2 separate regions of the Homo sapiens genome follow, and region 2 is linked to region 1. A link is a loop called in an ENCODE intact Hi-C map of the cell type or tissue named here. Cell type or tissue: left ventricle myocardium inferior. All regions are shown on one strand. Links, peaks and the distances in the headings refer to the core of each region. The heading gives the core; the rest is flanking DNA.

Region 1 (4,491 bases), core at 1,090-3,589:
TAGACTAATGGGATACAGTGTACAGAGGACAAGAGGTGTTAAAGACACCTGGCCAGTATCCTGATGAATGAGGGAGAGGGGAATGGGCTGCTTGGGAGAAGAAACCTGTAGGGCTTGGAGATGTGAGATGCTCCAGGCCCACCCTGGAGAACAGCATGTGCATCCTCCACCGAGCAGATGTTGTGGGGAGGAGCTAGCGCGGGTGGTGAGAAGCAAATAGCGTGGAAAGTAAGAAAGAGCATGGTTACTGCAGCCTCCTGCAGAGAGCTGACAGCCTCCCTGCAGCTCTTTTCTCTGCTCACCAGGCCATGTAGCCCCTTACTCAGGGACACAGCCCTAGAGACAGAGGAGTGGCTGGATAACAGGAAGGGAAGCAGGGGTGCAAGGGAGTACAACTCGTGGTGGCAGGGTGTAGTGCCAAGCTGGGGCCTGTGGCAGCAGCTGAGGTGTCAGGGAACACAGAAGATGTGAGGACAGCCCATCTCACCAGTGGAAGCTCACAGGGAGGTTTTCAAGCCGCATCCGAGCTAGGGCTGGCAGGACCGAGGATGGATTCTATGTTTCATGGAGAGAGGACCAGGGTGGCTCCTTTCCCATGTATAGGCATATGTTTTAGGTTTGGGTGATGACATCATTATCTTGGTGTTCCCTACACCCTGTTCCAGAAATTTTGAGAAGCTGGGAGGAGCCAGGGACCTGCTCATGTCTGTGATACAGACCCCACCCCTAAACTGTCCTCTACAGATATACAGCCAGGGCAGGGGGCTCCAGGTGCCCAGGGGATGTGCTCAGGGTGATCCTCCAACAGCCAGCCCTCAGACGGCACATGGTTCCCAGGAAGGACTTTGAAAAGCTGAAATCTCAACCAGCCATGCAGGCTCCTTGGGAAGGATCCGTGCAAGGGTCCACAGGTCCACCCTCCCCAGGCTCACAGAGAAGGCCCAGGCTGAAGGGTGGACCACATGTTTCACTCGCACAGGACTATAGCTTTGGGTTTGAAAGGGACACACTTATTGAGTACCTACTATGTGCCAAGCTCTGTACTAGACACTGGGGATACAAAGATAAATGTGACATAGTCCCTGCCTTCAAGGAGTTCGCAGTTCATTGGAAAAAACTGACATAAAATCAAATAATTAGAATGCGTAAGGCCATTCTAAGGATTAAATGTAATTAATTGTAGTTAAGTGGGAGACAACACTAAGTCATTTAATCCTCACACGAACAGCCTGGGAGAGGTGGTGTTGGCCCATTTTACAGGTGAAGAAAGTGAGGTTACATTGGTGAAATCACTTGCCTCAGGTCATACAACTAGGGAGAGACACTGCCGGCGGAGTGCGGGAGCACCACACAGCCTGGTGAGAGTCACTTCTGGGCCTCTCTTCCCAGCTGTTTGCTCTGTGGTATCTCACTGGTGGCTTGAAACCTACCAACAGATGGGTCACAGAAATCAGCAAACACTACAAAGCAGGTGACAGCCTGGATTCAGATTCCAGTTTGAAACTAAAGACTCCCTCCAGTCTCCCCTAGAACATTCTCTGATTTGAACCACCCACTCCTTCTAAAAAGTCTGCCTCCCCAAGAGACTCACAGCAGCTTGCCCTGGACAAGACCAAAAAAGACAATGGATGTGGTCCGCCTTGGGAGTCCCCAAGGGCTGTGCAACAAAGTCAAGTCACCGTCCACCCTTCAGCTCTGAGCTAGAATCTCAGCAGACACATCTGGGCCAGGTAAGCCAGTGGGCCTGGGATGGGAGGGATAGAGTGGACCAAGAGGAAGAGGCGGCTGCGAGGGAGAGCGCGTTCATTTCTCTAGAACGCTCATCTGGAGAACGTGGTTAGTGTGATTAGTTGAGTAATCTCTGTCTCCCCCACCAGGTCCACAAGGACAAGGACTGTGGCTGGCTTCACTAACCACGGTAGTGCAAGCACCACACCTGGGCAGCAGGAAGCCCCGCACCAAGATTTGTTGAGTGAATGAATGAGGTAGTGAATGAAGCAGGAGGCCATAAACGCTGAGGGTGTACACCTGCCTCCCTCCCGCATCTCCTACCCACCCTATGAGGAGGGAGGGGAGGCAGCAGGAGAGCTGGGCTACCTGGGGTAGAGTCCAGGTTCTGCTACTTACTAGGTAACCTGTGCCTCTGCGTCCTCCGCTGTAAAACGGGGTCTGTGGGGTTGTCCTGAGAATTAAATGAGTTAACATTTGTAAAGTACCTGGCACGCAGTAAGCGCTATATGTGCTAAACAGATAAGGAAGATACCCCCGCCCCCCAACCCTCCACTCCCCAGATCACTCTGTGGGCAGAGACCGTTTTCTCCTCTGCTCTTCCAAGGTAACGGTTCAGCCCGTTCCACCCCGAAAGGGTTTCCCTGGGGAAAAGAACCACCGCCTTGTCAGAGCTCCGAGCGTCCTCCCCTTCCCCACACCCCGTCCCACCTCCAGCGTCCCCACCCACCCACCTCTGTCTCTCTGTAAGTGACCCTGAGCCTCGTCCAGCTCCGCCAGGCCCCCAGGCTCGCGGAAGGGGCCCCAGCAGCCCCGCTGCGGGCTGGGGGTCCGGGAAGCTGCAGGCTGGACGCACCGCCCCAGTCAGCGCCAAGGCCCGGCCCGCACGCCGCGGGCGCCACCCAGTGGCCATCTGCGGAATCGGCGGCGGAGGCGGCCTACAAGAGCCTGGAGGCCCAGAGGGCACCCGGGGTGACAAAAGGGAGAGAAGGTGGAAGGAAGGGCGTAACACCGAAGGGACTGCTAGTCTGTAGGTCATAGAGCAATTCATTCAGTCCAGGAACAGTGATCCGTGGGGAGGGCTGCACGGGCGCCGGTGCGCAGAGCCTGCAGGGGCCCTTTTCTCTCTGTGGGTTAGATATCCCCGGCCCCAGGTGACCCCTCCTGTAGGACAATCTCTGGCATGAGTCTGAGGTTCCTGCTCCTGGAATCCCTGGCTTCCCTGTGCCAAGCGCATTACACCCACAGCGCCACAGCTCTGGGCTGATGAGAAGACAAAGACGGGACTCTACACCCTGACGTTGGAGAAGCGCCTCGCTCCCTGGCTGAGGTCTCTGGGGAATAGCATTTGGCGGAGACTCCAGGTTCTAATCCCAGCTATGCCCTGACTCTACGTGTGCCCCAGCCCATCTGTGCCTCGATGTTCCCATCTGTGGAAAAATGATGATAAAAATAAAAAATCTACCCAACCTCCTTTCCGGAGGTGGGGGAGGTGAGGCTTGCACGAAATAATGCTGACGAAAGCATTTTGAAGACCAAAAACCATGGTATTCCAAGTTTCTGATCTGTGATAGCTTTAGTAACCAGGTGAATACAAGAAATTACAAATACACTTACTTAAAGAGTAAGCCCCTCAAGTTCTGACATTAAAAACTCAAACAGGAGACTTTTGTTTGGAGGGGAAAGAAAGGAGCATGCAGTTGAGATCCAAAAATACGAAGTTCCATATGGGAAATTTAAATGATCTTAAGGATTTTACTATATAAAATTTAGAAGGCAGCTCACTCTTCAGGAAACCAGTAGAACAGACATTACCATCCCCAAAGACATTTGGAGGACAAAGGAAAAGCCAAAAGTTAACTAGGATCCTACTTGATCTACTTCAAAAGCACAATCACAGAACCTCACAGTGACCTAGGACATCCCAACAGCCACCAGCATCTATTCAGAGTGCGCATGAACACCTCCACCTGCCCACTTGTACAGGGCTATTCCTTGTACAAGAACAAATCCACCTGCAGACCCCATTCTGATAGCCACAGCAGTGGAACCCAGGCCCCTGACTATTGGCCCAGTATCATAAGAATGAAGCTGTCCCCCATTTCAGAGTTCAGACCTGGAATCTCAAGGCAGGATGAGAATTGACCCCAGAGTGAGGGAGAGAGGCACCCCTGACCCAACCTCTACCCCCGAAACAGAGCAGCGAGCCAAACAGCATTCCCTCACTGACTGGGTACCATGGGTAGCAGCTGCGGGGAAAGCGAGACCACCTGCTTCAGGAGAGAGGATTGGGGCAAGCTGAGCAGGGGCCCAGCACCTGGCAGGGCAGACCCGAATGAGGGATTTCAGCTCCTTTGATTAACACATCTCCTCAAAGTCCTTTTTATTTTTTTTATTTATTTATTTATTTATTTATTTATTTATTTATTTTGAGATGGAGTCTCACTCTGTAGCCAGGCTGGAGTGCAGTGGCGCGATCTCAGCTCACTGCAACCTCCGCCTCCCGGGTTCACACCATTCTCCTGCCTCAGCCTCTCAAGTAGCTGGGACTACAGGTGCATGCCACCACGCCAGGCAAATTTTTTATTTTTTGTAGAAACGGGGTTTCGCCATGTTGGCCAGGATGGTCTCGATCTCTTGACCTCGTGATCTGCCCACCTCAGCCTTCCAAAGTGCTGGGATTACAGGCGTGAGCCACCTCACCCAGCCCCAAAAGTCCTTTTTGACATGCAGGGTCCTATGCAGATCCTAGCAGCCTCCTCC
Region 2 (4,491 bases), core at 1,288-3,787, 230 kb before region 1:
AGCAACCATAACAGATGGCAGCTGGGGGAGGGGCTGAGATGAGAGAGGAGTTGAGATGGGGAGAGGTTGAGGTGGGGGAGGGGTTGAGATGGAGGAGGAGTTGAGATGGGGGAGGAGTTGCAATGGTAGAGGAGTTGAGGTGGGGGAAGGGTTGAAGTTGGAGAGGAGTTGAGGTGGGGGAGGGGTTGAAGTTGGGGAGGGGTTGAGATGGAGGAGGAGTTGAGGTAGAGAGCAGTTGAGATGGGGAAGTCTTGAGATGGGGAAGGGTTGAGGTGGGAGGGGTTAGGATGAGGAAGAGGCTGAGATGAGGGAGAAGTTGAGGTGGAGGGGGTTGAGATGGAGAAGGAATGAGGTGAGGAGGGGTTAAGATGGGGGAGGAGTTGAGATGGCGGTGGAATTGAGATGGGAGGGGTTGGGACGGGCAGGGGTAGAGATAGGGAAGGAGTTGAGATGAGTGAGGTTGAGATGGGGCAGAGGTTGAGATGGGTGAGGGTTGAGATGGGTGTGGTGAGATGGGTAGAGTTCAGATGAGGTAGGCTTGAGATGGGGAGAGGGTGAAATAGGGAGGCGTTGAGATGAGTGTGGTTGAGATGTTGAAGGGTCAAGTTGGGGAGACACTGAGATGGAGAGGGGTTGAGTTGTGAAGGGGTTGAGATAGGAAGGGATTGAGTAAGGAAGGGGTTGAGTTGTGAAGGGGTTGAGATGGGAAGGGGTAGAGATGTGAAGAAGCTGAGGTGGGAAGGGGCTGAGATGGGAAAGGGTTGAGATGGGAAGGGGTTGAGTTGTGAAGGGGTTGAGATGGGCAGCGGTTGAGCTGTGAAGGGTTGAGATGGGAAGGGGTTGAGTTGTGAAGGGGTTGAGATGTGAAGGGGTTGAGTTGTGAAGGGGTTGACATGTGAAGGGGTTTAGATGGGAAGGAGTTGAGATGGGAAGGGGTTGAAATAGGAAGGGGTTGAGTTGTGAAGGGGTTGAGATTGACAGGGGTTGAGACGGGAAGGGGCTGAGTTGTGAAGGGGTTGAGATGGGAAGGGGTTGAGATGGGAAGGGGTTGAGTTGTGAAGGGGTTGAATTGTAAAGGGGTAGAGATGGGAAGGGGTTGAGATGGGAAGGGGTTGAGTTGGGAAGGGGTTGAGATGGGAAGGGATTGAGTTGTGAAGGGGTTAAGTTGTGAAGTGGTTGAGATGGGAAGGGGTTCTGTTGTTAAGGGGTTGAGTTGTGAAGGGGTTGAGACAGGAAGGGGTTGAGTTTTGAAGGGAATGAGATGGGAAGGGGTTGAGTTGTGATGGGGCCATGATGGGAATGGGGTTGAGTTGTGAAGGGGTTGAGTTGTGAAGTGGCTGAGATGGGAAGCGGTTGAGATGGGAAGGGGTTGAGATGAGCTGGGTTGAGTTAGGGAAGGGTTCAGATGAGGAGGAGTTTAATTGATAAGGGTTGACATAGGAAGGGCTTGAGACGGATAGTGGCTGAAATGGGGAGGACTTGAGATGGAGAGAGGTTGGGTTGAGGAAGGGTTGAGATGGGGTAGGACTGGGTTGGGGAATTGTTGAGATGGAGTGACAGGAGGGGGATGCAGTTAGACCTGACCACCTGACCCCAGTGCACCCAAGCTGGGTGTGTCCAGCCAACACTGTCTCCACACCAGGAGCACTGTCCCCAGAACTGACCACTGGTCTGTCCTACTCCAAGAGCAGAAAGAGAATTTACTGAATTCCTCTGTTTTCTTTATAAATTTGGGAAGGGTTGCAGGTTCCTCATCACCTGATCAGCAGGCAGTAATGCTGCCTTTTTAGAACAGCAGTGAGGCTGAGTAGTGGGATGTGAGCACAGCTGCAGAGGGTCTGCAAGGAGGTCCCCAGGAGAGGCGGGGGCAGGGACAGAGGGGAAAGGGGGACAAGCCCTCTTCCTCACTCACACGCCAACCCTGCATGCCTTCATTCCCTCCCTGCTACAGGCTTCGAGAGAAAAAGAGGAAGAGAAAGATGGTTAAAGGAGCTAAAAGCAGAAGAGAAGAGAAGGAGGACAGTGTGGCTGGGGTATGAGCGGCTGAGGTGGGGTCCTCAGAAGGGTGCCCCACGCCCACCTCCTTCTCTGCGCCTCAGCCTTCTCACCTGCACCTTCAATGAGAAGTTATGTGCGATTAATTTTAAAGGTCTTTTCATCGGTGCCTGGAATTCTATAGGTGTCTAACTCTGCTTGGGGTCGGGGGGGGGAGCGGGGGTGTACAGCAATTTCATAAATATTTTTTTCAGCCAAAAAGGCCAAAGCGAATTCCTCCAATTATGTTCACCTCCTCCACAATGAGCACTTCCTTTTCTGCACGTGTCTTCACCCATCCCCTCACATCCAAGAGGAAAACGCCTTTGGCTCATTTGCAGCCATGGGTCCAGGCAAGCCCTTAAAGATGGCAAGGGGTTGCCAGTGGTCAGGGAGGGGGAAGGCCCTGGACTGCGGTGGGAGTCTCGGGGCGCTCATCGTGCCCTGCCAAGGCCCTTCTCCTCCTGGCTTCGCTTTCCTTTCTTGTGATGTGAGTGCTGACCACCAGGCTGCCCCAGCCCCTCCAGCTACACAGCGGAAAGCATCCCAGTGAGACTGCGGCTGCAATACACAGAAACAACCACTTGGGGGCACCATAAAAGAAGAAAAAATATCTCTTCTGAAAAAGAGGGAAAACAAATTGAGCAGCTGGCGCTAGAGGGCGCCGCTTTTCCCATTTTCTTCAAAAAGGTGGCTGGGGGCAGAATTTCCGAATCTTGACATGTTCAGAAGACTGAAGAGCCTCCTTCTACAGATATGGCCATGGGAGCAGAGTGGAGGCAGCCCAGCGCAAGGGCAGGGTGGGAGAGAGGGGACTGATTCACCTGAGCCTCCAAACAGGGAGGAGACTCTGATGGTACCACAAAAGGAAGCACAGAACGGGCCGATCCGGCTTGAGCACCAGGCTGCAGAGTCTTGGGGGAGAGTCCTCCCCCAAGGCCTGCCTTAGAAGGGAAGAACTGGGACAACAGATCTCCCCCAGCCCTTGCTCCCAGCACTGTGCTCTGGAAAAGATGGAAACCCTCTGCTTTCTCTCAGGGCATCCAATGGCTTCAGAAAGAGAAAGGGAGTGGCAGAGAGGTTATGCATTCGTTCTCTGCAAGAGATGAGAGTCGCCAGGCACTTAGCAGGGGGCCAGTCCCCCTCCTTCCCAGTACAGGACCCTCCTTGTCACAGGCGGTCTCCACTGCAAGCACAGAAAACCGCGCTGCTCGCGCACCACCTTGTTTATTCTCAAACCCAGTTCTCTAGGGAAGCATTTCTAGAACTGCGGAAGGTTGAAGGGAAAGGCGAGTCACCAGAGACCAGATCTAGAAACAGCCTCTTTTTTCTAATCCCGGGAGGACAGGTAAGGAAAATTCAAGGGTGTGTGCTGAAGTTCCCCAAAGGATCATCTTAAAGCAAATCTCTAGAAATCACCCAAATTGTGTCAGTTCCTAAGGGAAGCCCAATTCTCTGGATTCTCTGCACCTTCCTGCTCTGCTCAGAATTCCAAGAAAGCAGGGCATGTGCTCCGGTCTCTTCTTGGCTGGTGGTTTTCAAACTTGCTGTTGGTTAGTGATAACCCAGTGTGTTGAAGGCTCATGATTTCTGTGTTCCACTGGCATATGTTTTGGTTTCTGCAACCCTGTTATACTACAGCCCTAGGATCCTGAAATGCCTCGTCTCTGAGTGAGAAGGTTGGATTTTGCAGACCTGCAAACTCAGGTGCCTTCAGGACCAAGTCAGTCCTCTAATAGCCCTAAGGCAGTAGGGAATGGTGGGGAATACAGTGACCTGGAGACTTCCTGCCCCCTCTAAAAACATACACATTTAAATAAAATTAAAATATCCGATAATTCAACAAAGCACTCATATATAAGAACAAATTCTGCCATGCACCCTTTTGGCAATAGTGGTTCCACAGATTCCTGTATTCTAACAACCCGAGTGATGTCTGATGCTGGCAGCAGGTGGCAGCATGTGGACTGAGGTCTCCACTTAGTCTCACTAGATCTGCAGGAGGCTGGCCGCCTTTCAAAAGGCCAGCAAAAAAAAAAAAAAAATTGGCCCAATGGCCCTTAAATTCACCCATAAAGCTTCAAGGTTGAGACAGGTGTTGCCTTACAGAATATGTTGCTGATGCTGAATGCGGTGTGAATGCCAGTGAGACTGTTGTTTGAATGTGATCACCCCTACTAAGTCAGCATAGCTGCAGGGCACATGAGACAGAAGTGGGTGGGACTTGCAGGACTGGTTCCTCCTACCTTGTCACTCACCACAGTCCACTGACCTTCACATAAAGCACCAGCAGTCACCCAGGCTCTCAGGACCCCAGCTTCCTCACCTGTAAATGAAGCAGCTAGACCAGATGAATAATAATAATGATCATAATAATGGCTCATATGCACTGACTGTTGACCTTGTGCCAGGCACTGTGCATTCCCTCCTGTAGTCTCCCACATGCTGCTGTGGTCC

The links. Peaks named below come from ENCODE experiments on the same cell type or tissue, not always from the same donor. Only the 100,000 strongest peaks of a DNase experiment are listed, where the experiment ranks them.
Region 2: it touches region 1 in a loop (9-fold over the local background); 102 of 110 quality-filtered maps call a loop at or near these places.

Annotation. Positions count from the first base shown.
Region 1 is chr1:181,188,195-181,192,685 of GRCh38, reverse strand. No RefSeq gene overlaps it. Among named protein-coding and RNA genes, the nearest start is that of LINC01732, 16 kb to the right of the region's middle. In left ventricle myocardium inferior, for the core only: a CTCF peak has its summit at 2,646 (motif pointing left); a DNase peak (open chromatin) is centred at 2,655; H3K4me3 peaks cover 834 bases; H3K27ac peaks cover 420 bases.
Region 2 is chr1:181,423,251-181,427,741 of GRCh38, reverse strand. LOC107985232 (a long non-coding RNA gene) reads right to left here. Exons shown (of 3, transcript XR_001738319.2): 1 at 4,307-4,491. It also overlaps a transcript of CACNA1E not described here. Among named protein-coding and RNA genes, the nearest start is that of CACNA1E, 58 kb to the left of the region's middle. RefSeq lists enhancers at 2,880-2,969, 3,949-3,998. In left ventricle myocardium inferior, for the core only: CTCF peaks have their summits at 2,430 and 2,633 (motif pointing right); a DNase peak (open chromatin) is centred at 2,631; H3K27me3 peaks cover 2,223 bases.